Linked DNA regions of Homo sapiens: region 2 is linked to region 1. Evidence: chromatin loops called from intact Hi-C (ENCODE). Cell type or tissue: Calu3. All regions are shown on one strand. Links, peaks and the distances in the headings refer to the core of each region. The heading gives the core; the rest is flanking DNA.

Region 1 (11,695 bases), core at 2,144-10,143:
GTAACAGTTTTGGCGAAACCACTCAGATATTTACTTTGCTAGATGCTGAAAGATGAGCAAAAACACTTCCAAACATTAAATAGCTGAGGGTTTCGCAGCAAAGACTAAAACGTAAATAAATAATGCAAGAACTGCTCTAATGGCACACGAACAAGGTTAACTAGTAGGGCAGAGTTAAGGAAGACTTCACTGAAGAGGAGACACTTGAATTAGCACAAAAGAAGAATAAATACAGCACTGAATGGGGTTGTTTTGAGGCTTCAATGATGATATACATAAAAGCCCCTGGAACAGCTGGCAATAAACATTAATTAAATCATACTCCTTGTTCAGATTCAATTTCCCCAACTCACCGAGCGTATGAATAGTCTAAGCTGGCCTGATCAATCCGGTTCCTGAGAATTCCAATGTCAGCTGACACCATGTCATCTAAAGCCTGCAACTCCTTCTGGATCCGCTTTAGTTTCATGGTCTCTGCCTGAGTTCTTTTGGATCTAGAAAATCAGGTATGTGAGTGGGAAAATAAGAACATTTTAAAACCATGTGTCCATATACAATGTAAGTGAAAAAGCAAGATACTGCATATACATTTATAATTTATATTTTAAAAGTTAGAAAAAAATCAGAAAAATTGAAATAAAGTAAAAGCTGGTTAACATTTGAGTTTTTGAAATTTTATATTTGCATGTTTCATAAAGTAACAAATAAGTCTAAAAAAACTCAGCAAATAGTTCATTTTAGATTGATATTCATTCTGTAAAGAGAACAAACACTAAAAGAATATATCTGTGTTCCCTTTACATTGAAACATTCAACAGAGCTTTCCAAATTTCTAGTCTTTAATTCTTCCTCTTGCTAAGCCCATTTTCATTTGTCTGATACTTACCTGACATTAAGAACAGATAGATGTCTATACTAAACCACACCTCTTTATATATCTGAGAACATCCACTTAGTTTTAACTTTCTTGGGACCCATTTCCCCAAACTTTTATTGCTTTGATTCTTGTTCTCTAGGAAAACTACTAGTTACGAAAATTCTTTATGGAGCTGAACATCAAAACACTCATTTTCCTTATTTAAAAGCACATCCAACCTCATAATTTCTCAATCCCCTCTCCCAAGTACAATATATACTTAAGAAAGGGAACAAACAAATAAAAAAGCAACCCTTTAATCATGATTTCACTCATTTCAAATTTTCACACACATTGTGAAGGAAGAAGAAAAATCCCCACATAAATCCACCATGTTACATAGCACATTCTCTTGATTTCTACTCTTAGGCATTTACCCTTCCTTTCTGCCTACAAAACTTCACTTAACAGTATGATTCTTTTACGTCAAGTACTTCATTGTCCATTTATTAATAGTTCAAACGTTGTATTTCCTTACACTTCTGTTTATACTGGTGCTGTCTAAAATCAAAAGCACTTATGAGAAGAACTGCTGAGCCTGTACATCTTTTTGTAAAACCACAGAAAACAGCCTTCCCATCTCTTAGAAATTGAAGACTACTAAAATGCTTTAATTATTTTTAAATAATCACTTACCAAAAAAAAAAAAAAAGAGGGCACTACTCTTTTATCTGCTGGTTTTTTCCTTTGAAACATAGTAACTCAGTGAGTTGCATTATTTCCTATGCTTCAAGAAAGATCAAGGTGTACCAGTAGTAGAAAAAGAAAAATCACCATTTCTCAACTACACTCACTCCTCTGGCAGACAAAATTCTGAACTACTCTTATACCCATCACCTTCTTCCCTCTTCTCCTGCCCCTACACATACTCTAGCTTCAAGCAGTAACAGTTTGACAGACTTTTCTGGAAGTCTAAAAAGAAAATGTACTTCCTTGCATTTAGTTTTCACTATTCACAACCATGGATATATTGACTAAGTTTAGTTTCCTAAGGCCACAGGAGATTAGACAGAAACTACAAACTCAGCAAGAGTGGTGGGGGATGGGAAGAATGATTCCAATGGGAATGTTGTTGTGTGCGGCTGGTACAATGCAGTAAATGTGAAGGGGCTGCTGATAGACACTGGAAGGTGAAAGAAAAATTGAATCTCACACAGTGCTCATAATAATGACCCTGAGTCATCAATAAAAAGTTAAACTATATCATGTATCTTCTACTTGTGGAGGCGGGGCAAATTATTTAAGAAAAATGCCCATAGGAAATCCAATTAAGATTCATGGGAGTATGTCACTTATGTAGAAAACCTTATTCCTCTACACATCAAATGATTAAGGCCTCCCCACATAAAAATTAAAACTTGCATTTGTTGCTAATTTACATATACTGATAGCTATTTACTGCTTCCCTTATGAATGTGTAGATGGTTAAAACTGGGAGCACTAATGAAGGTCTTTAAAACTGCAACTATATTTACAAATTTAATATGCTCTATGCTTAAAAAGTTCTCTTTAATAAATTATAACTAGTATTTCAGTATCACTTATAAAGCATAATTTGTTTAGTTAGTCTTAAAAGTAATGGTTGAAGAAAAAATATCAGTTTATTAAAAGAGACATGGGAAAACAAATATAACACATGACACAACTGGTTACAGGTTACAAACAGCCTCTCCTGGTTCAGGTGCCTCACCTTTCTGCAATAGCTTTAGCCAAAAGAGCTTTTTTACGTTTATTTTTCTCTTCCATTAGCCGTTGTTCTTGTTGGAGGACTTCCCAACGAGATTTTTCTTGCCTAGGGGGCAAAAAAAGCATAAAAATGAGTTTATGAAAGAAAAAGAAACTGCTACCCTATCCAACACCTTACCAGTCTCAGTCCTCTAAGTATAAAATTTAATCAAGAAGATTTATGTATATGTTCTTTCAAAAGTCCTCTTAAAAGAAACCCATCTGCAGTTCATTATTTTGCTCTAATGGGAACAAAGACTACGATCTAAAGTAAAGAGGCTTACATAAATTGGACCTCTGAAATCCATTATATATATAATCTAGGAATCCACAAACTGGAAGCCAGAATACTGTGGCATGTGTTTAGGAGTACAAAGAAATTTGTGTAAGTTAATTATGTATTATATGCAGAATGGAGATTAATAAAAATTGGTTTGTAGCTGATGTCATATTATTTATACCTTTTAGAGTTTTCTATAAAGTCTCCACCACCTTAACATGTTTCAGACAATAACCAATGTTTATTTCATATATTAATATTTTCTTTCAATTTGCTCACTTTTTCCCAACTCTTAAGACTTTTTTTTGTCTTTCTTTTTTCCTTTTTGTGGAGAACAGGGTGTCGCTATATTACCCAGTCAGGTCTCGAACTCCTAGGCTCAAGCTATCCTCCCGCCTCTGCCTCCCTAAGTGCTGGGATTACAGGTGTGAGCCACTGTGCCCAGCCCAACTTGGACATTTTTAAACAAAGTAAAACACTAAGAGCTAAGACTGGAATGCTGGGCTAAAGAAAAAAATTCAAAGATGTGAAAACATGTATTGTCTTACAATCTGTCCAATTCTAAAATAAATACATTAAAATTTCCCATAAAGTCATGAGCTTGATGTCAACTCAAATTAAACAAGGTATTGGCAAAGCTATTTATTCCTATTACTGTCACTTCTTACAGCCATTATATCACATACCTCTATTCCCAAATCTAGTAGCCCCTTCCAAAATTGTCCTTCTCTCTCCATTTCTACACCTTCCACCTTAGTGCTGGGACTGGTCATTTCTCACTTTTACTACTGCAGGCATCTCCTCACCAGGCGCCTTAGTTCCACAGCTCACTATGCACTCTCTTGCATATGATCTACAATATTGACACCTGGGATTTCTCTAACCTTTATTTTGATTGCGGCCTTTAGCCCTCAGAGAGCTTCATGGTAACTTGCTGCATTAGTGAACTTGCTAGGAAGGAAGGCATCCCCTGCTTCCGATCCTTTCTCATTTCTTTAATTCTCTACTTATTCATCCCCTGCTTCTGCTTCTGATCCTTCCTCAGTTCTGCTTTTTTTTTTTTTTTTTTTTTTTGGGACAGAATCTTGCTCTGTTGCCCAGGCTGGAATGCAGTGGCATGATCTTGGCTCACTGCAACGTCCACCTCCCAGGTTCAAGCAATTCTTGTGCCTCAGTCTCCCAAGTAGCTGGGACTACAGGCATGCACCACCACGCCCAGCTAATTTTTTTGTATTTTTGGTAGAGACAGGGTTTCCCCATGTTGGCCAAGCTGGTTTCAACTCTTGGCCTCAAGTGATGTGCCTGCCTCAGCCTCCCAAAGTGCTGGGATTATAGGTGTGGGCCACCACGCCTGTCCTCCTTCCTCATTTCTTTAATTCTCTACTGTTCTCTGGCTTATCCTTTGCCACCTCTCCCAGAGAAATGAGGTATCATCTCTGAACATTCTCTAGGACACAGCTTTCCTTTCTCCTCCTTAAAACCTCAAAATTTCTCCTTTACGTGAATGGTTTGAGGTTACAGGTCTTTTATGAAAATTCTTCCAAGTATCCAAAAAAAGAATAAGTTTCCCTATAACATCCAATCCAAATTGTCCAGCTCAATGTAAACTTACCTCCTATTTGTCTCCGGCCTTTGTTAGTAAACTACACTTAGAGACACTTTAATGTATGCACTTGTTCAATATAGGTTTCATAATTCATGTGGTTTTATAACTCTTGTCAAAATGATTTCTTAGTTGTAAACCCCTAGTGGACAGGAAACATTTTAAATTCACAGGATAGAATCTGGATCAGCAGAGATTAAAAAGATGTCAGAGATTAGAAAAAAAAAAAGATACTTTGAAAAGAACTCAGAAAAGAGAAAACAGAAAAATGTCATTCCTTCTCTGTGAGAGATAAATCAGGAGCAAACAAAGAAATAAGAGTATATATTAAAACACAAGCTATCAAATAAAAAATTCTAAGAATTTGCAAATCAAAAAATGGCATCTTCCACAAGAACAGTGTAGCTAAATTATGAAGGTTGTTTCTAATACAAAGACAGTAAAGAATAAATAAAAAGAAATCTAATGATGAACTGAGTTATATCATTAGTCCCCTAAATTTCCTACACTCTCTCCTTTGACCATCCCTTCACGTCTCTCCACAAGTTCCAATTTCTGGGCCAATGGAAATAGTCTGGAAGTTGAAAAAAGGGGTCAATTTGGGCAGAGGCACTATGCATATAAGAACTGCTTCTGAGCTGTGATTGCGCCATTGCACTCCAGCCTGGGCAACAGAGCGAGACTCCATCTCAAAAAAAAAAAAAAAAGAAAGAAAAAAAGAACTGCTTCTGCTCAGTGTAAAAGGCATAAACTTTGGATCCAGACAGACTTATCTGTAAATCTCTACTATTTACTAGCAGTGTATTAGCTTTAGAAAGGTATCATCTTTTCTGAGTCCCAGATACCTCATGTATAAAGTTTAAATAATAAACATGCATTGTAAGGCTGTTATGAAGACTAAAGAACATAAAACATACAGAATGCCTGTGTCCAGCTTATATTTAGGCAGTAGCTATTTTTCAATAGTTTATACATCACATTCCTATGATTGAATGAATATAAAGGAGAGAAAATGTTAAAATAAACAAATTATATTTCCTTAAAGCCCATTGGGAAAAAACGGGTTAAATGAAAAGTCTCATGGACTTTTCACATAGACTTACTAACAATTCCACTTTCTTTTTCTCCAATTTGCAATCTGGCTTTGGAGGTAGAATCTCAACATTGTTGTGACCATCATGGGAATTCTCAAGTCCCAGTTCCTTTGGCTGACTTTCAATGCCCTGTGGTTGTCCATCACCAACGGGGGAGGTGAGAGTGAAATGACTCGGAAGAGTAGGGGAAGAAAAAGGTGGTTTTTGAACGTTAACTCTCTGTTTTGGTGCTGAAAGCAGCTGCTCTGGAAGTAATGAGGTTGATCCATCTTGAAGCCCAAGTTTTTGGCTTTGCTCTACAAGGGCTTTTTCTCGCTGAAGTTGTTGTCGACTTTTCTTCGCGGGGAGACGTCGCTGTGGTTCAAATGGATCTATGTAAAAGAAAATAGAGGAAAATTCCTTTGTGTGGGCAGCAAATAATTATAATTCCTCTAAGAAAATAAAAAATTAACATTAAACGTTGATAATTCTAGTGGTTCTCCTACCCCATTCTCTATCTTGAAAGTCTAGGGGAAAAACAGCCATCTTCCTGTAGAGTTTCAATAGTTTTCAGATCATAATGTTAATATTTAACAGAAACTGCCCCATCTCTTAATTTATCTTCAGAGAAAGTCCATCAGTGAGTTAGGCCTTAGGTCACAAAGTGAAGTTTCTTTTTCAACTTGATTTCATAGTTGTCAAAAGAAAGCAACTAATTTTGACCAAATCAGGGAGGTGACTGAATTATCTGGTTTTAAATTTGATTTATGGTTCTGTCTGCTCTACTGAAACAAAATGGTGGTTGCATTTTCAAATGGGATTACCCTCTCTTAAATTTTAACAGCTTTTAGGGCAATTTGGTACATATGTGATACATATTCAGATGCTATAACAGGCATGTAATTGAGTGAAGTCTCTTATTTCTAGGAATGCTAGTTAACCTTAAATTGTTGTCTTTCATCCTACAGAACAATCCAAGGTTGTACTCCCCGAAGCCTAGTCAGGCTCTAATCAATGCATTCAAACTGATTTTAATAGTAGCCTCAGTAAAGCAATAGAAGATAAAACAACTGGGGGGAAATATCTTTAAAGTTATAAATAATAACACTTCTATTATACTTTTTGGACTGTCCATGCCAGTGTTAACATCTTAGGGCAGACAATTGGAGAATCTGACCCACATTCATACTATATTTCATAAGATCTATAAATAGCATTCTCTCTTAAATGCCTGGGAAGTGAAGTTATCAGTTCTTGTAAATGAACAACTCAAATGGGACTTTCAAATTTGGCATATTGACTTTTGAAGCAAAACAAGCTTATTATTTGAATTTCCCAAAGTATAGTTAAAAGCTCTAGAGTCACAATTCCAGCTTTGCTTCTGCCCAGCTCAGTGACCTCAGGTAAGTCAATTATTTATTCAATACCTTAGTTTCCTCATCTATCAAGCTGGTTGAAAATTAACCTGCTCTACTTAATGCATGAAGTTGGTGTAAGAATTAAATGAGATATGTACAGAAAATATTTTTTAAAAGACTGAAGTACTATCAAAAGCAAATGTTATTGTTGACTTTAGCCAGAAACACAAAGTATCCTGTATCTTGCAACAGGAACACATTCTTGGCTCTGATCTTTATTCACACCATCAAAAAATGTCACTTAGCCTGCTTATCTCCCTGTTGAACTCATTAGCTGAATTATTAATAGTTCCTCTGAAATTCAGGTAGTAACTTCTATTTTATTTTGCATTTTTACAGAACCTACCTATAAGACTGAAAATGCTAATTTTAAACAATAAACAATAAGCAAATCAGGCCACTTAAACACAGAACATATTGCTTCCCACACTCTGTATTAGGGGCTGCAAATATCAAGGAGACTGTGGTGAACTGAGAAGCGTAAGTCTAGTGTAAAGGGGGCAAATTCCGAGTCACCTTTAGTCAATTGCTATCATTAAAAAATTTAGGTCACCATAGCCAGATATTTTGATTTTTATGATTACAATTTAGACTTTTATGTAAAATATCTTGATTTTTAAATGTAGGGAACTGTTTCAATCAGGAAAATCTAGATTACGCTGTAGGGGCAAATCTTAGTGGTTTTAAACCACAAAGGTTTATTTTTCATTAATGCCAAGTGCCAACTAAAGGCTAACAGAGAGGTTCTGCTGATTAGTCTCTCAAGGCTCTAGGCTGACTGTACAGTCAGTATTCAGTGTTGCTGGCCACCACAACACAAGGAGAAGAGAGAGGTCAGGAAGGTCTTGCTATAGCAATTAACTGCTGACCCAGTAGTGACATAACACTTCTGCTCACAATGCAATGGCTAACCTAGTACATGGACCTACCCCCAAACAAAGGCAACAGGTATAGCTGGCTTAGCAAATAACACAATGATTATCACCATTATTAACTAAAAGAAATGTAAAGATTGGATAAAAGAAAGAGAGACAAAGAAGAAAGAAAGGAATGAAAGAGGGAGGGAGGGAAGAAGGGAAAGAAAGGAAGGCAGGCAGGAAGAAAGGAGGGAAAAAAGAAAGAAGGGGAAAGAAAGGAGGCAAAGCTGAAAAGCCACATACATTTTTGGGTTAAATTAAGCTAATGGGCTACCAGTTTGTGATATATACTCCATATCCTTTATTTAAGCCCTGCTCCCTCCACCTCAGAAAACTATCATTTGAATCATATGTTGATTATTCTCTTCCTTCTCTAATAGTCATATTGCATCTACAAATATTTCTAAAAAGTATTTACTTAGTTGTTTGACTTTATAAAAAGGGTTTTGTGCTGTACATCTGTTTTACTTAATATTACACTGTCAATAGTCATTCATATTGTCTATGTTTCAGCAGTCATTCATTTTGTTGTATAACATTTCATTGTGTGAATAAACCAGAGTCTATTGATCTTCTTCCACTGATAGACATTTAGGTTGGTTACAGGTTTTTGCTTTTGTAAATTTCAATAATGTGTCTCTTATTTTACATGTACAAGAATTTGCTTTGGATATTATCTAAGAACTACTGAGTCACAAAATATAACTTTAGAAGAAATGTGAAAATGCTTTCCAAAGTGTGCTCCCTCTAGTAATGTATAAGATCCTGTGGATGCACTTTCTCTTCAATACACGATACTGTCAGATGTTTTAATTTTTGTCAATCAAATGGGTGTAAAATAGTACCTCACTGTATTCTTGATTTGTAATTCTCTGCTCCTTGGTGGTGATGAGCATCTCTTCATATTTCCTTTTCTAGGAAATATCTATTCATGTCTTTTGTTGACTTTTCTTTTGTCTTGTATTTTTTATATATCAGCAGAAAACAATTAGAAAATACAATTAAAGAGAATATATTTCAATACCAGAAATTATTACTTATCTAGGAACAAATCTAACAAAAAGATGTTTAGTACCTCTATAGGGAAAACTCTAAAATTTTATTGAGAATTTAAACAAGTACTAAATAAACGGAGACATATACCACGTTAGTGGCAATGTTAATAATATGAAGATGAAATTGATCTAAAGATTCAATGCAATTACAATCAAAATTCCTAATGGGTTTTCCATTAAATTTGGTAAAATTATTAAAATTTTTATATGAAAAGATAGAAGGTCAAGAATACTGGCTGGGTGCAGTGGCTCACACCTGTAACTACTATACTAAGTATAGTAAGAAACTAATTTCTTAAGACATGGAAATGTTGGCTATTAAAAAAAGGTTGACATATTTGAATACATTAAAATTAAGGCCTGGAGTGGTGGCTCATGCCTGTAATCTCAGCACTTTGGGAGGCTGAGGAAGAATTTCTTGAACCCAGGAGTTTGAGACCAACCTAGGCAAAATAGCAAGATCCTATCCCTACAGAAAAAAAAAGAAGAAAGAAAGGAAGAAAACTAGCATGGTGTAATGGCACACAGCTGTAATCCCAGCTACTTGGAAGTCTGAGGCAGGAGGATCGCTTGAGCCCAGGAGTTCAAGGTTATAGTGAACTATGATCGTGCTACTGCACTTCAGCCTGGGCAACAGAGTGAAAGCCAGTCTCAAAAAATAAAATACTTTGTTCATCAAAAAGATAAAAGTGAAAAGATAACTTAAAAACTGGGAGAAGATATTCATAATGTAACTGGCAAAGAATCAGTATGAAGAATAACTCTTCTGAATAAATAATTTAACTAAAAATTGACAGCATGTGGCTGTACTGTTTTCTTCCAATTTTTCATTATGAAATAGACCATACATCAAATATATGCATGTGTTACACTCATAAACACACACACTCAGTCTTCCAACCTATATGATTAAAAAGAAAGTTTAAGAAATAAAATATGACAGTAGTAGAAGTAACTACTCTTTAAGGATAGACATAATCCTCCTTTTAGAAGAGAGAATTTATTTCCTGTCTCCCAAGTTATATGACTTGCTTTTGGTAAATAAAAGTAGGAGTGTCACATGTCATTTACTGGTGAAAGGATTTAATTGCCAATGTTCAATTTTCAATCTTCTTTTCTTCCTACTATGGTAAACTCCTACAAGACAGCACCAAAAAACGGAGTGACTGTGCAACACAGTCACCTGCCAAACCCACATTAAACATGAAACGAGTGAAAACCAAATCTTTATTTTAAACAATTGACTTATTAGGGCTATTTGTTACTTTAGCTTAACTTGTCTTAACCTGATTTCATAAATACCAATACCTCTGAAATTCCCTCTCCCTGATCACATTCCCACGCCTCCCCACTATATACAATCATACGTCACTTAACAAAGGGATACATTCTAAGAAATGTGTTGTAAGGCAATTTTGTCCTTGCGCAAACATCAGAGAGTGTATTTACACAAACCTAGATGGTACAGCCTACTATATACTTAGGCTATATGGTACAGCCTTTTGCTCCTAAGCTCCAAACCTGTACAGTATGTCACTATACTGAAGACTGTAGGCAACTGTAACAACGGTATTTGTGTATCTAAACATAGAAAAAGCATAGTAAAAACAGGGTATTATAATATTACCAGACCATCACCATATATGTGGTCCGCTGCTAACTGAAATACTGTTATTGAGTGCGTGACTGTATATATTATATATACAGCTAGCTGATCCTTGGTATATGAGGATAATTGGTTCCAGGATCCCCATGTATACCAAAATCTGTGCATACTCAAGTCCCACAGTTGGCGCTGTGAAGACCACATACACCAAAAGTTGGCCCTCCATATACTCAGGTTTTGCATCCCCCAAATACTGTATTTTTTAAATGCACATTTGTGTATAAGTGAACCATCACAGTTCAAACTTGTGTTGTTCAAGGGCCAAGTGTAACTACATATACTGTATTAACAAACATTTTAATGCATGTGGCTACAGTTAATACTAATATATTCCCACCAGCTGTACAGTAGCCCGCTAGATGAGTATACCACAATTTATTTATCCATTCCCTTGTTAATGGACACTTTGGTTGTTTCCAACTTCTTAATATTATAAACAAGACTATTAACAACTTTCTTGACTATGTTCCTCAATGCCCATACAGGGGTCTCCAGAGTACTACTGTCCTTATTTTTCCTGGCAACCAACTCCATCTTCCTAAATTATTCAATAAATTTTTAAAGATAGAGAACAGCTAGAAATGGCTTTAAAATTAAAGGGCCAAATCCTCTAATTTTACAAATAAGGAATCCAAGGAGAAAAGATTTAGAGGAAGAGCTGGAAGTTCTATATGCCAATCACTGTGTTTAGCTACGGGTATACAAGGAGGTTAAGATATTTTCCGTCCTCGAGGTGGTCACGGACTAGCGATTTGGTTTCCACACTACAGTGGGCCTTGAAGTTCAGGTCCTCACCATCCTCTATCTACCCCCGGTTGCAAAGATATTTCAAAATATACTTCTACATAATGAATATGTTGTTTAATTTAGATTTTTATATTAAGTCATCTTTACCCTGGAAAATGCGCCTCTGCTAACACACAAACTTTGTGAAATCTTCCCAAGCTCCATCCAATCCCCGGCAGAGTGAGGTTCCTCTTGTCTCTGAAGCAAGTTCTTGCAATATCTACTATCACATAACTTTGTGGTTTGTCTCCTCATG
Region 2 (17,600 bases), core at 5,434-13,433, 81 kb before region 1:
TTTACACCAACAATAGGCAAGCAGAGAGCCGAATCATGAATGAACTCCCCTTCACAATCGCCACAAAGAGAATAAAATACCTAAGAATACAGCTAACAGGGGATGTGAATACAGATAACAAGGGATGTGAAGGACTTCTTCACTGCTCAAGAAAATAAGAGAGGACACAAACAAATGGAAAAACATTCCATGCTCATGGATAGGAAGAATCAATATCGTGAAAATGGCCATACCACCCAAAGTAATTTATAGAGTCAATGTTATTCCCATCAAACTACCATTGACATTCTTCACAGAATTAGAAAAAACAATTTTAAATTTCATATGGAATCAAAGAAGACCCACCCCCCGATATAGCCAAGACAATCCTAAGCAAAAAGAACAAAGCTGGAGGCATCACGCTACCTGACTTCAAACTATACTACAAGGCTACAGTCACCAAAGCAGCATGGTACTGGTACCAAAACAGACATGTAGACCAATGAAGCAGAACAGAGACCTCAGAAATAACACCACAGATCTATAACCATCTGATCTTCAACAAACTTGCCAAAAACAAGCAATGGGGAAAGGATCTCCTATTCAGAAAATGGTACTGGGAAAACTGGCTAGCCATATGCAGAAAACTGAAACTGGACGCTGTCTTTACACCTTATACAAAAATTAACTCAAGATGGACTAAAGACTTAAATGTAAAGCCCCAAACCATAAAAACCCTAGAAGAAAATCTAGGCAATACCATTCAGGACATAGGCATGGGCAAAGACTCCATGAAAAAAGTGCCAAAAGCAATGGCAACAAAAGCCAAAATTGACAAATGGGATCTAATTAAACTAAAGAGCTTCTGCAAGTGAAAGAAACTATCATCAGAGTGAACAGAAAATCTACAGAATGGGAGAAGTTTTTGCAATCTCCCCATCTGACAAAGTTCTAATATCTAGAATCTACAAGGAGCTTACAGTTACAAGAAAAAAAAAATCAAAAATTGGGCAAAGGATATGAGCAGAGACTTCTCAAAAGAAGGCATTTATGCAGCCTACAAACATATGAAGAAAAGCTCAACATCACTAATCATCAGAGAAATGCAAATCAAAACCACAATGAGATACCATCTCACGCCAGTCAGAATGGCAATTATTTAAAAGTCAGAAAACAATAGAATAGACACCGGCAAGGCTGTAGAGAAATAGGAACGCTTTTACACTGTTGGTGGGAGTGTAAATTAGTTCAACCATTGTGGAAGACAGTATGGTGACTCCTCAAGGATCTAGGACCAGAAATACCATTTGACCCAGCAATCCCATTACTGGGTATATACCCAAAGGAATATAAATCATTCTACTATAAAGACACATGCACACATATGTTTATTGCAGCACTATTTACAATAGTAAAGACATGGAACCAACCCAAACCCCCATCAATGATAGACTGGATAAAGAAAATGTGGCACATATACACCATGGAATACCATGCAGCCATAAAAAGGAATGAGGTCATGTCCTTTGCAGGGACATGGATGAAGCTGGAAGCCATTATCCTCAGCAACTTAACACAGGAACAGAAAACCAAACACCACATGTTCTCACTCATAAGTGGGAGTTGAACACTGAGAACACGTGGACATGGGGAGGGGAACAACACACACCAGGGCCCTTTTGGTGGTGGGGGATGAGGGGAGGGAACTTAGAGGATGGGTCAATAGGTGCAGCAAACCACCATGGCACACATATACCTATGTAACAAACCTCCACATTCTGCACATGTATCCCATTTTGTTTTTTTTTTAGAAGAAATAAAGAAAAACAAACAAAAAAAGAACTACATTGGGCTTATTTTCAGAATGCATGCAAACAAGAAGAGAGTAAGGTGAAATATTTAATGTATTAAAAGAAAAAAACCACCAGTCTAGAATTCTTCATTCTTCTAAACTAAAAGAGAAAGATTTTCTCCAACAAGTAAAAACTGAGGAATTTGTCACTAGCAGATCTGCCTTGCAGGAAATGTTAAAAGAATTTTTTCAGAAGGAAGAAACATGACATGATAGATACTTGGATCTACATAAAGAAAGGCAGGGCCGGGTGCAATGGCTCACGCCTGTAATACCAGCACTTTGGGAGGCCAAGGTGGGTGGATCACGAGGTCGGGAGTTCGAGACCAGCCTGGCCAATATAGTGAAACCCCGTTTCTACTAAAGATACAAAAAAATTAGCCGAGCATGGTGGCGGGCACCTGTAATCCTAGCTACTCAGGAGGCTAAGGCAGGAGAATCGCTTGAACCCGGGAGGCAGAGGTTGCAGTGAGCCAAGATCACGCCATTGCACACTCCAACCTGGGCAACAAGAGTGAAACTCCATCAAAAAAAAAAGAAAAAGAAAGGCAGAGTGTTAGAGAAGAAACATATGACAGTAAAATACCATTAACTATGGATCGTCTTCAAAAGATGAGCTTACCTACTTAAATCATTAAATATACAGAACTAAAGTTTTTCTCAGAAGAGAATCATAAATTCTAAAGGATTTTTTTATTTACTCAATACATTATTTTCCTATCAATAATATGTCATTTCTAATGGTTTAATAATAGGGTGCTTTATTTGTTCAACAAACAATTATTGAATGTATGCTAAATGTTAGACTCTATTACTATTAATAGAAAAAAGGAACAAAGTTAAAAAGAATTATTTCTCCCCAAAAGAAGTATACAATTTAATAAAGCTAGAGAAATGCTGCTTGAAAATTTACTAATACAGTGAGCTGAAATACATGAGTGTCATATACACAAGTTAAGTGTCACTTTCAGGGAAGCATCTGACTTTAAAGATGTCAGGCAAAGTTCATTAGAGGACACAGCATTAAAACTGAAATTTAAATGTGAGAGGAGTTTACAAAGGGATGATAACTGTGTATGCAAAGGTATAAAGAAGCATGACATGTATCAAAAATGCAAAGTGGCCAGGGGTGGTGTCATACCTGTAATCCCAGTAATTTGGGAGACCGAGGCAGATAGATCACTTACAGACCAGCCTGAGCAACATGGTGCAACCCTGTCTCTACCCAAAAAAAAAGCCAGGTGTGGTGGCACAGGCCTGTAGTCCCAGCTATTCAGGAGGCTGAGGTGGGAGGGTCTCCTGAACTTGTGAGTCCGAGGCTACAGTGACCCAAGATCATGCCACTGCACTCCAGCCTGGCGGACAGAGTCAAAAAAAAAAAAAAGAAAAGAAAATGCAAAGTGATTCGGTATCACCCACATTTAGAGAAAAAGAGTGGGGAATGAGGCTGGACCAGTGGAAGTCAGGTAAGAAAAGTCTTACATGCTTGGCAAAGGGATTGACTTTTGTTTATTTGTTTTTGTTTTTGTTTTTTTGAGACAGAGTCTCACTCTGAAGCCCAGGCTGGAGTGCAGTGGCGTGATCTCAGCTCACTGCAACCTCTGCCTCACAGGTTCAAGTGATTCTCCCATCTCAGCTTCCTGAGTAGTTGGGATTACAGGCATGCGCCAACATGCCTAGCTAATTTTTGTATTTTTAGTAATGATGGAGTTTCACCATGTGGGCCAGGCTGCTCTTGAACTCCCGACCTCAGGGGATCCGCCTGTCTTGGCCTCCCAAAGTGCTGGGATTACAGGCGTGAGCCACCGTGCCTGGCCTTTGTTTTTGTTTTTCTGTAGACAAATCAGGTTTATTGAAGAATAGTGGATTATAATAACAAAAGCACTAGGTAACATTTATTGACTGTTACCTTATTCCAGGCTCTGTTCTAAATAGCTTACCTTTATTAATTTGTTTAAGCCTCACAATCTGCTGCAAGACTCAGCATGGTTAAGTAACTTGTCCAAAGTCATTCAGCTCAGTGGCAGAGCTGGGTAGGATGTGACGTAGTGGCACTTGTGTTTAGAATTACCTTTCTGATAGCCATGTAAAAGATGAAGAGGTTGGTGATAAACTCAGGCAATGGTCATGGGGATGGGGAGGAGGGGCAGATAGTCAGAAAGTAGAATTGACAGAATTGATGATCAAACAGTCGTGTGAGGGCTAGGAGAGGAAGATCTAGGATGACTTTGAGGTTCTTGGCTTGGGAAAATGGAAAGAGATGATGTCACCGTTCCAAAAACAGGGAATATTGGGAGGAAAACAGTTCTGAGAATATTTCATTCACTCATTGATTCATACATTCATCTCTTCAGTCAATATTGTCTGCCTATCCTAGATTAGGCAATCTGTTAAGTGTTGGATATACAATGTTAAGCAAAATAGACAAAATTGTCATATAGCCTGCAGTCTAAGAACAAAGTCAATTTCTGAAAACATTAAAGCTTCCATAGGCCATCAAGCTAGGCATTTCTACAAGAAGCCTTGTAGATAGCTTTCAAAATTCCTGTTGATCCTCTAAAATTTACTGGAGACCCAGCCTTTTCCTGGACCCACAGCCATGTCCAGTCCAGGATCAGGCCCTGAAATGTGTCTTAGATTCCATGCACATTCACTCTGGTCTGAAGTCAACACACATAGCCAGAGGTAGGGTGGCTCCTAGGCTTTGACCAGTACACCTGCAGCAAGCCAGCCTTGGGAGAAAGAAGATTCTATCTTTAAGGGAATATGTCCAAGGGGGCAGATTATGTGTTTAGCTTCAAGAGAAATCTGAATTGGAGGTAGACATGTGAAGGTCGTCAGCATGTATATGGTAGATTAGGCCACTCATGTGAATGACTTTGATAAGAACCGACAGCTGAAGACAGTGCTTGCAGTAGCATTAGGAACAGGTGTCCACAGAAGACTTAGAAGAAAAACCTGGATAGGGAGCAGGAAAACCACTAGAATAGTGTCACAGATTCCCAAGGAGAGGAGAGCTTTAAGAAGACAGTAATGAGTAGAATAAAATGCCCCTGAGTGATATGTAAAGCATGAGCTGACAGTGTCCTGAATATGGGTTCATTTGTACTGACCTTCATCCATTTATATATTAAGAGTCTTTGCTGGGGATTTTGGTATTGACGCAATAGATTCCATCATTATAATGAACTCTTGGGCCAACATTACCCAAGCTCTAGACTGCTTTTGGGCTTGAGGGTATTGTAATGATGGTTAAATTTATAAAGTATTCTTCCAGGATGATTTGTTCAAATCAGATATCTTAGAAACATATTTGCTGGAGTCTTCAATTTTTTATTTTTCTTCTATCACTTTGAGTTGTGATAATAGCCAAAAAGTATAGAAAACAAGATTTTTTTCTTTGGATAGTTGATCTATTAAGGTGGAGTTTTAGTTTGCAACAAATCCAAATTATTGTCAGCTTGGTTATACATTTTAATTTAAAACGTGGTTTATCTGGTCTTTTCACTCTACCATAATAGAATTTTGGCCTCAAAATTAATTTGGCATCCTTTTTGTATAGGGTAGCATTTAGCATTCAGGCAGAGCACAGTGGACATGTTCTGTCTTTGCTTCATAGTATATGTGGACTCAGCTAAAGAGACTTAAATGACTGGGAGTGACTTGAACAATTGAGAGACAGAATCATTTAGAGGCTTCTTCCATGTCTGGGAACTGGTCAGGAATAAATCAGAGCCTGGGCTAAGCAGGGACTGTCACCTAGAACTCCTACATGTGACTATGTGATCTGCATGTTGCCATGTGACCTCTCCATATGGCTTGGGTTTCCTCACAGTATGGTGGCCTCAGGATATGCTGTTGGACTTATCACATCATGACTCAGGATTCCATGAGCAAGTGTTCCAGCAAACACGGTGCAAATTGCATGACTTTTTATGACTCAGTCTCAAAAATCCTGTGGCACCACAAACTCACCCAAATCAAGAATGAGTACACAAATCGGACCTCTTTATGGGAGAAATGACAAATAATTTACAGTCATGTTTTAAAACTGCCATACTTATCAAAGGTGCTCTGATAACGAAATTACAACAAAAATAATTAATGAAGATTGACTAGCTACATATTATGATGTGAGAACGGTATAGAACCTTAGTTAGAAAGACTTGTGCTGGGTTTCCAAAAATAAGAAATCATGCAAAGAACATTATCTGGATTCATTTTTGCATTCAAAAATTATTGAAAATACTGTGGTGAAAAGACAAAGTTCTTGCTCTCATAAAGTTTACATTCTTGTAGGAGGATGGAATGGAGGGAAACAGATAATAAAGAAGTCATAAAATACATTAATAAGATGATCTATGATAGAAATATATGTCTGAAGAAAACAAATTCATTTATTAAAGATTTAGCATTTAAGAGAAATTTCAATGCTAGACCAAAGGATCTAGCTTATCACAATCATGAAAGCATGGGATATAAATTATATAAGATCCAGAGAATCTACACAAGAAGGAAAAAGATGAGATGACAAAGGTTGAGTGCTGAACAACATTTTCAGGAAGCACAGAATATAAAAACTTGGATATGCAAGTTCAAATGTCATACAAAAGATTGGATTTGAGGCCAAAGAAAAACAGAGCCAAGGGCTAGAAGCAAGGTATAACTGAAGTTGAACAAGAATGAGGTTGATAGAAAAGCACAGTGAAGTTGCTGTAATATTTCCTTTTTGGCATCAACTATGTATAGTGGATGAGGCTGATTTAAGGAATTGAGGTGAGATGTGCCATTATATACAGCAGTCTATAAATCATTAAAGAGACATAGTAGAGAGAAGTTATTTGCAAGGCATATAATTGTCAAAGAAATGACATTTAGAATATATTATAAACTGCTAGAAATTAATTTCACAAAGTCAAACAATCCAGTGGGAAAAATGGGCAAAAGATATGAAAAGAGAAATCACAGTAAAGGAAATCAATCTCCCTATAATCAAGGAAATGCAAAATAAAAAGTACAACAATGAAAAGTAATAATAGTGAACTATCATTAAATGGCATCCCACACATATACATATGTAGACTAGTTTTAGTGGTTACAATAATTAGAAGATATATATATATGTATATACTATCTTGGATAAATGTTAATAACTATGGTAGGGTAAAATCATACAAAAATGTAAAACAACATAATATTATCTAAGTAAAATTTTAAAATGTGCAAACGATACTACATAATGATTGCTGATACATCTACAGGTAGTAAGGTATAAAAACAACAACAAAATACACACCAATTTCAGGTACTAACATGGAGAGAAAAAAGGAAATGGAATTGCAGGAGAGGATTGTCTTCTATTGTACCCTTCAAATATTAATATATCTGCTATGTCTTCTTTCTTACAAAGAAGGTCTTTTTTTGTGTGTGTGTCAGATGGAGTTTCACTCTGCCACCTAGGCTGAAGGGCAGTGGTGTGATCTTGGCTCACTGCAACCTCCACACTCCAGGTTCAAGCGATTCTCCTGCTTCAGCCTCCCAAGTAGCTGGGATTACAGGCGCCTGCCACCAGGCCCCGCTAATTTTTGTGTTTTTAGTGGAGATGGGGTTTCACCATGTTGGCCAGGCTGGTCTCAAACTCCTGACATCAAGTGATCCGCCTGCCTTGGCCTCCCAAAGTGCTGGGATTACAGGTGTGAGCCACCGCGCCCAGCAACAAAAAATTAGATCTAAAGCGAATATGATAAGATACTAAACCATGTAAAATATGGCTGGTGATAGTGTACTATTTTCTGTTGTTTGAAATATTTTACAATCACCTCTTTTTTAAATATTAGAAACATAAAGCATATGGGTTATTAATATGTAATTCTTTTTTGTGAGACAACTGGGAAAAGCCACTTGTCAGATCTGGCCAAGGAAGATGTGTCTGTCCTTATCCAGTTTGGGTCATATTCTCCTCCAGTAAGACCTTTCCTGTATCAAATAAAAGTCTTGTCCTATACCTTGTTATTTAAATTTTTACTTCTATATGTCAGAATTTTAATACTGATTACAGAAAATTCTTGGTTTCTCCATTTTAAATATTCCAAAGTTCATACAGTAAATTCAGAGTTTTTTTTTTCATTTTTAATCAATTATATTTATAAGGAGATTTGCTTACTGGGAAACATGTATTTTCTGAAAAAATACTAACTATGAATCTCTTTGTTTCTCTCTTCTGAGTTTTCAATCTTATTCTTGTTGATGTTATGGTGGGAGATAGGGGATTTTTATTCTTGAACTTTTTGGTGGGAAAAGAATAACTATAAGGATCTGCAAATGACTCATTCATTGTGTAGAAATTATAGACTTCATGATATTTCATTTCTAAAATTATTTAAGCATCTAATTCCTACTGCAAAGCAGCATCCTAGGATATGTGTTGGCTGATTATATAGCCACGTGGACCATACAAGAACACAGAGAACCCCTGGAGAGTCTCATGAAGGAGGTACCATCCTTACCTGAATTAATATAACACTTTTGCACAGGGTAAATTGTTGCCAAAGAGTAGATTTTGTAACCATTTAAATGCCAAATCAAATATTCTATTATTAAAGGGCAGTTTATCCTTTCTCTGTCTTACTCCTAATACCCATAATAGTAACAGTAATTTGGAAATTTCTCCAGTGGGATTTTGCTCAAGTTAATACTACTAAAGTTTAATTTCTTTTTCTTTTTGGTGATACCTATACCAAGCACTCATGCTTCAGAAAAAGCTCTAAGCTTTGGCTGCAGCAACTTGAGCCTTGCTTTCTGCCATGCACACTGGAATGCACAACTCACAATAGTTTCCAGATATATCAGTTCCCTTCCTGTCTAGGACATTGTATTGCCACATGACCTTTGCCAAGTCACTTCTTTCTGCTCTGCCATAACATAAGGTTGTAATTATGATGATCTCCCTCTTAGAAATGTGATGAGAAGCTATTCATAACAAAGACTGTAAAAATTGCAAACATGATGAGAGAGGCAGATATTAAATGTAGGAAAATGTTCTAAATTGAATATTTACTTCCTGCCTGACTCCACCTGTCCTTAAAATTTATCCATAAAGACAACAGTAGCAAGAGTGCCTGATTAAGCCCTTCTGTTAATACTATCCACTTAAAATATATTTTTCTGATCCCAAATATGGCCTGGATTTTCAGGCAGATGATATTTATGTGTGTAAGTTATATTTTCATTGTTCTTTCATCAGGCACATGGTCTTTCTTTTTTCTTTCCCAAGAAAACTGAGATCACTTCGATGGTTTTAAATTGGCAATGTGATCTTGTTCAATGCCAGACACATGACATGTTCTAGTAGCCCTCTGGACCTGGGTCTGGGATCATATTCCCCTCTATCCCCAATACATGTTCCAAACACTTGTGAGCATGCTGGAGGCAGAAGGCTTAAAGAGGTGAGATCAGGCCAGGCTGGCATCCACTCTGTAGGATTCAGGGACAGACTCAAACTTCAAAGTGGTGCAGGAGTGACTGGCAAGGCACCAGAGTATTCACGGTAGGTGTAAGGACAACAGGAGAAAAATAAGCCGTCTTAGTACATTTTTTCAAGTTTCTGTTTGTCTTCCATCTGCAGGCTCTTTAAGCTGCCTTCATATTTGGATGTGGAGGTTGAAGTATTGCTGACCAATGCCAGAGTCACAGGAATATCCTGCTGTGCTTTTGATCTTCCCATATGACTGAATTTCCTGAATCATCATGTTACTGTGTGTGCACATATGTGCACATGTGAATCTTCTGGCACATCTCCCAGAAGCGCTAGTTCTGGGACAAAGGATCCATTGGTGCTTTCAGGATGTAATATTGATCACTTTGGCTTTCCTTGGCTCAGAGCCAGACACTTCGTCTCTCACTGCACAAGATGGCTGCCAGCTCCATAAGCTTGTCTCATTGTGACGGCCCTCGGCAGGACTTCCTGAGAGCAGACTAATTTCTGAGAGGCTTTGAAAAATGTTGTTTTAAAGTGGAACTTTGTGTTTTACCAACTATGGACAGTGCTTGGAATCTTGTTATTGACTTTTAAGATCTGTGGTACATCCTATGTTTAATTATGTAATACTCTCCAATACTCAGTTAAGCAGGAACGTCAATGACACAGAAAAACTCACTAGGTTTTTTAATCCCATGGTTTTGCACACTTTTTTATCTAGTATCAGTCTTAGTCAACTCCATAATTTGGACTTCAGACTTAATGATAGTTCAAAAGTCAAATTCGCAAGTATGAAAGGACGAAATCTCCTAAGTTTTCAAAGTGTTTCTTTCATGTATAGTACCACTAAAATTGTAAAAGCAAAGGATTTAGAAAAAACCTTGATGCCAATGCTTTAACATTAAAATAACATTTAAATTAAAACATTTAAAATAAAATGTTTAAAACTACGATTATCTTCAGGTAGATATCTTTCAAATCAAGAACATGACTGCAAATTTGACCCATTGCAAGTTTCCAGACTACTCAAGAAAAAAACAACACCAGAATCTCCTTTTCTCTTCTTTTTCCAAGTACTGTGTCTAGGACTTGACCTAAGCAGAAAGTGAAAAAGACAGAGTGTTCTTTCATTTCCTTTCCAGATTTCCATTCTGCTTTCAGCCACATCATCTTCACACACCAAAAATGTGTTGACTGCCTTTCTTCTTAGAAAGAAAGATTAGTCACTAAGCACTTGAGTGTGAATTTATCTCATATATGATTCTTTCCTGTCTCCCAGAGAAATAATTTTATTTTTAAAAAAAGGACATAGGAAGGAACACTTGCGGTGGACTTTAAGAGATCACTGCATCTATGAGAAGGAATGGCTGAGAACAGAGTATTTGGTCATGTCATAATTTTTATTCCATTAGTGAGACCCTGTCCTTTGCTACTGAGGTGTGTTAGCCTTTGTTAGGAGATGAATTTGCTGTTTTCATTAGCCTCTATTTTATTTGACTCCTGAGAAATGTCCAGAGCAGGTCTCTAACCTAGGCCAAAACGAAATATAATCTGAATTCCCAACATTCCGTGTGTAATGGAAAGAGCACATGCTTTGGAATCAGGAAGACTTGGGTGAGTCTCCTTGTTCAGTCATTTACCATCTGTGTGATCCTGGAGAAGGTATTTAACCTCTTCAAATCTTAAGTTGCTAGTGTACAGAATAAGAATAATGCTACTTAGCTCACGGGGTTGTTGTGAGGCTAAGTGAGATCATAGGTATGAAAGTCTTAACACAGTATGTGACACAGCTGATTTTTAAATAAATTTCCTTCATTGTATGCTCTTAAATGTCAGTAGTCTCTATCAAGCCTGGTGGAGCTCACTTCTTAATGATACTAAGTAATCTAAAAATTCAGCTGTGATATTTTTAAAAAATTATATTCCATGGTTATGATATCACCAGTGTTAAATTTAAACTTGCGATGACAGCACAGCTGTGAACTCTTTGCGTGTCGTATCCTTTGGAAGCAGGGCACTGTGACAGTCCTGAAGAAAATGCTATGTTTGCCATTCTTTGGGTGCACTCGTTAGATTCTTGAATTTCCAGACAGAAAAAGCTGATTGTATTTAGCTCATTTACTCTGAAGAGCCTACTTCAAATCCTTTCTTTGAAAGTAGACAGATTATATATAAATGTGTAGTGTTATTTCTCTATATTCCTATAAGTGAACTCAGTAGTCTGATGTTAATAATAATCTGTTTTAAAACTCATGTTTCAAACTCTCCCAGAGAGAAACTTAATAAAAATTTTGAAATTACAGAGTAAAATAATATGAGTTTGAAGATAAGCTCAAGACAGTCTGTTGACTCAATAGAGTGATATTTTGTTGTTGTTGTTGTTTCCAGAATGACAACAGTATAATGGTAGCAGCCTTGAAAGTCTAGCCATTGATATTTTGACTGAGGAAATCACTCTCTCTCCACGGTCTTGAGAAAACATGGCATTTTGCTACAATCATTACACAGTATGCATGGCACTGTCTGTTTAATCCCACACATCTTGATGTCATCTAGATAACAACAACAAAAATGGGTTGTAATTAGGAATAGGGCTCATGTTCATATAGGCAGTAGTACAGTGAACAGACCATTAGAGCCCAATCAACAATTAAGTAGGCTTGCAATTCAAATTCTGTTTTTGGCCTTTCTCTCTCATATTTTGAAATCACATTTGAGTTGTTATTCCAGGCAATCATTTCTTCACTATTATAGTATTCAGACTCTGTGCTTGCAAAATATAGGATAATGATTTCATTGTTTTCCTTTCCCTACAAGAGACTCTTTGAGAAGCATGGCAAATAGGAAAAAAATGAAAATTCATGGTTTTGAGTTCATCTTCAGGTTATACCACAGGAGACAAAGCTTTGCATACAGGTGGTTGTCATACTATAAAATCTTCAAATCCTCATGGTTGGGACAAAACTTCTTGTATTCCTCATTAAGCAGGATTCATCGTTCAGCTAGCTCCGTGCCACAGGTAAGTTGGACAGCTGAAAGTTTTGAAAATATTCTGGTTTTGCAGAAGGCACATACTTTCATATTCTGCTTACCTTAATTGAAATCAATTTCAGGGAATTTTTTTGTTCATGACACTATATCTCATCTCTCTTCACACTTTCAGTTGCCACATTAGTAGCTTCCTTTACTGCAGTACTGTTTATATTCACAAAAGTCAGACCAGTCACCTATTAGTCTCTGACACTGGCACCAAGCATTGCCTTTCTTCATTCCACAAACACCTACGAAACGTCCTGTGTCTACTTTCTGCTATACTTGGAACATTTGGCAATAAAAAACTAAGTAGAGGACATGCCTCTGTTTCCAAGGAACTTGCCTAAGGAGAAAGCATGACAGTTGCCTTCCATCATATGTGTATTAGTTCATTTTAATGCTGCTGATAAAGACATACTCAAGACTGGGCAATTTAGAAAAAAAAAAAAAGGTTATTGGACTTACAGTTCCACATGGCTGGGGAGGCCTCACAATCATGGTGGAAGGCAAGGAGGAGCAAGTCTCATCTTACGTAGATGGCAGCAGGCAAAATAGAGCTGGTGCAGAGAAACTCCCATTTTTAAAACCATGAGATCTCATGAGACCCATTCACTATCGTGAGAACAGCATGGGAAAGACCCACCCCCATGATTCAATCATCTTCCACCAGGTCCTGCCCACAACATGTGGGAATTATGGGAGCTACAAGATGAGGTCTGGGCGGGGATACAGAGCCAAACCATATCAATACAGAATTTAAAAGTTAGAGATGTCCATCTATTATCCAAAATACCATCTACTCTAGAGATCCTAACCTAGGATGCTGCAGGCTGAATCCAATCTAAAGACAAGTTTGGTTTGGTTCACACAGTATTTGCAAAAACAATTCCACAAATCTTCAATATTTTGAAAAGAAAAGATATTAAATAAAATTCCAGATTTATGATTTTTCTTGAAAAAAATGGAGAGATGTAGCAACACAAGGTCTTCCTTCCCACTTGGCAATAATTGGATGGAGTGCCCCACTATGTCACAGTGCCCATCACTCTCTTACTGTGTCCTCTCAATTTCAATAATTTCTACAAATATAGTAGGAAGTTTCTAGCAAACTGGTAACTTGAATGTAGCTTGTTTTCCCTCTTCTTTCAACCGTGGTCTATTCTGCTTTCTGAGCTTCAAGACCACTAAAGCTGATTGATACACTCTCATGCTGGCAAAACTCAAAGGAGTTTTGGACTTTGGACTCAAAGGAGAAAACTTATATAGGGATTTTTTTTTCTCTGTGTAGTCTGGGAGAACCTGGAGATCAAACAGAGATCCTCAAGGTGAAGATTATAAGACTGCGGATCTTGAAAAAGAGTTTCTGTTTCTAAAACAGCATAGATCCTTGGAAGAAGATTGGCATTCATTCCATTGAAGGTGCCTGGTTTTCTGACCTTAAAGAACTGAGGACCAAAGCAGGTTGAACTTTCATTGTCCCCAGGACTGGAAAAGAATAGCTCACAGCAGGAGGGTTTTCACATGGTACTTCAACAAGGGCCAGCCCTTTATTTGTAAAGGTTGCTTCACCTTCTACTATAGGGTAGGCTTATAGTAAATTGAAATATTTAAATAACTAGTTTACTTGTGATGAAAAATAATCAATTGAGGAGAGCCTATCAGCTCATGAGAAGAAGACAGGTCATAATGCATAGCACACTCCACATAGCTGCTGAAGGAGACACATAGATTTAAATGCAGCCCCCTCTTTATCAAAGATGGCTGAATAGGAACAGCTCCAGTCTACAGATCCCAGCAAGACTAATAGAGAAGGTGGGTGATTTCTGCATTTCCAACTGAGATACCCAGTTCATCTCATTGGGACTGGTTAGACAGTGGATGCATCCCACAGAGGGCAAGCAGAAGCAGGGTGGGGCGTCGCCTCACCGGGGAAGTGCAAGGGGTTGGGGAACTCCTTCCCCTAGCCAAGGGAAGCTGTGAGGGACTGTGCAGTGAAGGATGGTGCTATCTTGCCCAGATACTACTCTTTTCCCACAGTCTTCACAACCCATAGACCAGAAGATTCCCTTGGGTGTCTATACCACCAGCGCCCTGGGTTTCAAGCACAAAGCTGGGTGGCCGTTTGGACAGACACTGAGATGGCTGCAGGAGTTTTTTCATACCCCAGTGGTGCCTGGAACACCAGTGAGACAGAACCGTTCACTCCCCTGGAAAGGGGGCTGAAGCCAGGGAGCCAAGTGGTCTTGCTCAGCAGATCCCAACCCCATGGAGCCCAGTAAGCTAAGATCCACTGGCTTGAAATTCTCGCTGCCAGCACAGCAATCTGAAATTGACCTGGGATGCTCAAGCTTGGTGGGGGGAGGGTCGTCCATCATTACTGAGGCTTGAGTAGGTGGTTTTCCCCTAATAGTGTAAACAAAGCCACCAGGAAATTCAAACTGGGTGTAGAACCCACTGCAGCTAAGCAAAGCCACTGTAACCACACTGCCTCTCTAGATTCCTCTTCTCTGGGCAGAGCATCTCCAAAAGAAAGGCAGCAGCCCTAGTCAGGGCATTATACATAAAACTCCCATTTCCTTGGGACAGAGCACATGGGAGAAGGGGTGGCTGTGGGTGCAGCTTCAGCAGACTTAAACGTTCCCGACTTCCAGCTCTGAAGAGAGCAGTGGATCTCCCAAAACAGCCCTTGAGCTCTGCTAAGAGATAGACTGCCTCCTCAAGTGGGTCCCTGACCCCCATGCCTCCTGACTGGGAGATGACTCTCAGCAGGGGTTGACAAACACTTCATACAGAGGAGCACTGGCTGGCATCTGGTGGGTGACCCTCTGGGATGAAGCTTCCAGAGGAAGGAGAAGGCAGCAATCTTTGCTGTTTTGCAGCCTCTGCTGGTGATACCAAGTGAAACAGGGTCTGGAGTGGACCTCCAGCAAACTCCAGCAGACCTGCAGAAGAGGGACCTGTTAGAAGGAAAACTAACAAACAGAAAGCAATAGCACCAACATCAACAAAAAGGATGCCCACACAAAAACCCCATCCAAAAGTCAGCAACATCAAAGACCAAAGGTAGATAAATCCATGAAGATGAGGAAAATCCAGCACAAAAAGGCTCAAAATTCCAAAAACCAGAATGCCTCTTCTCCTTCAAAGAATCACAACTTCTTGCCAGCAAAGGAACAAAACTGGACCGAGAATGAGTTTGATGAAATGACAGAAGTGGGCTTCAGAAGGTGGGTAATAACACACTCTTCTGAGCTAATAAAGCATGTTCTAACCCAATGCAAGAAAGCTAAGAACCTGGATATAAGGTTACAGGAACTGCTAACTAGAATAACCAGTTTAGAGAAGAACATAAATTACCTGATAGAGATGAAAAACACAGCGTGAGAACTTCGGGAAGCATATACAACTATCAATACCTGAAATGATCAGGCAGAAGAAAGGATATCAGAGATTGAAGATCAACTTAATGAAATAAATTGTGAGGACAAGATTAGAGAAAAAAGAATGAAAAGGAAGGAACAAAGCCTCCAAGAAATATGGGAGTATGTGAAAGGACCAAACTTTTGTTTGATTGGTGTACTTGAAAGTGAAGGGGAGAATGGAACCAAGTTGGAAAACACACTTCAGGATATTATCCAGGAGAACTTCCCCAACATAGCAAGACAGGCCAACATTCAAATTCAGCAAATACAGAGAACACCACTAAGATACTCCTCAAGAAGAGCAACACCAAGACACATAGTGGTCAGATTCACCAAGGTTGAAATGAAGGAAAAAATATTAAGGGCAGCCAGAGAGAAAAGTCGGGTTACCCACAAAGGGAAGCTCATCAGACTAACAGCAGATCAATCTGCAGAAACCCTACAAGCCAGAAGAGAGGGGGGCCAATATTCAACATTCTTAAAGAAAAGAATTTTCAACCAAGAATTTCATATCCAGCCAAACTAAGCTTCATAAGGGAAGGAGAAATAAAATCCTTAGAGATGAGCAAATGCTGAGAGATTTTGTAACCTACCAGGCCTGCCTTACAAGAGCTCCTAAAGGAAGCACTAAATATGGAAAGTAAAAACTGTTACCAGCCATTGCAAAAACATATCAAAATGTAGGGACCATTGACAAAATGAAGAAACTGCATCAACTAATGAGCAAAATAACCAGCTAGCATCATAATGACAGGATCAAATTCACACATAACAATATTAACCTTAAATGTAAATGCCCCAATTAAGACACAGACTGGGCCGGGTGCAGTGGCTCATACCTGTAATCCCAGTACTTTGGGAGGCCAAGGTGGGTGGATCATCGGAGGTCAGGAGTTCGATACCAGCCTGCCCAACATGGCAAAACCCCATATCTAGTAAAAGCACAAAAAATTAGCCAGGGGTGGTGGTTGGCGCCTATAATCCGAGCTACTCAGGAGGCTGAGACTGGATAATTGCTTGAACCCAGGTGGTGGAGGTTGCAGTGAGCCAAGATCGTGCCACTGCACTCCAGCCTGGGTGACAGAGCAAGACTTCATCTCAAAAAACAAAACAAAACAACAATAACAAAATAAAAAAAAACACAGACTGACAAATTGGATAAACAGTCAAGACCCATCAGTGTTCTGTATTCCGGAGACCCATCTCACGTGCAAAGACACACATAGGCTCGGAATAAAGGGATGGAGGAATATTTACCAAGCAAAGAGAAAGCAAAAAATAAAAAAAAAGCAAGGGTTGCAATCCTAGTCTCTGATAAAACAGACTTTAAACCAACAAAGATCAAAAAAGACAAAGAAGGGCATTACATAATGGTAAAGGGATCAATGTAAAAAGAAGAGCTAACTATCCTAAATATATGTGCACCCAATACAGGAGCACCCAGATCCATAAAGCAAGTTCTTAGACACCTATAAAAACTCCAACACAATAAAAGTGGGAGACTTTAACACCCCACTGTCTATACTAGACAGATCAATGAGACAGAAAATTAACAAGGATATTCAGGACTTGAACTCAGCTCTGGACCAAGTGGACAAATAGACATCTACAGAACTCTCCACCCCAAATCAGCAGAATATACATTCCTCTCAACACCAGATACCACTTATTCCAAAATCGACCACATAATTGGAAGTAAAACACTCCTCAGCAAATGCAAAAGAACAGAAATCATAACAGTCTCTCAGACCACAGTGCCATCAAATTAGAAATCAGGATTAAGAAACTCACTCAAAACCGCACAACGACATGGAAACTGAACAACCTGCTCCCGAAT

What was found. Hi-C counts contacts between places; a loop is a spot of excess contacts. Peaks named below come from ENCODE experiments on the same cell type or tissue, not always from the same donor. Only the 100,000 strongest peaks of a DNase experiment are listed, where the experiment ranks them.
Region 2: a loop joins it to region 1, with 2.2 times the contacts of the local background. A loop is called at or near these places in 2 of 110 quality-filtered maps.

Annotation. Positions count from the first base shown.
Region 1 is chr1:170,533,504-170,545,198 of GRCh38, reverse strand. It overlaps GORAB (golgin, RAB6 interacting), which reads right to left. Exons shown (of 5, transcript NM_152281.3): 2 at 5,632-5,989; 3 at 2,607-2,708; 4 at 354-494. Among named protein-coding and RNA genes, the nearest start is that of GORAB-AS1, 6.7 kb to the right of the region's middle. In Calu3, for the core only: no CTCF peak of the experiment used is centred there; a DNase peak (open chromatin) is centred at 6,998.
Region 2 is chr1:170,611,477-170,629,076 of GRCh38, reverse strand. No RefSeq gene overlaps it. Among named protein-coding and RNA genes, the nearest start is that of PRRX1, 44 kb to the left of the region's middle. RefSeq lists an enhancer at 8,977-10,176. In Calu3, for the core only: no CTCF peak of the experiment used is centred there; a DNase peak (open chromatin) is centred at 9,676.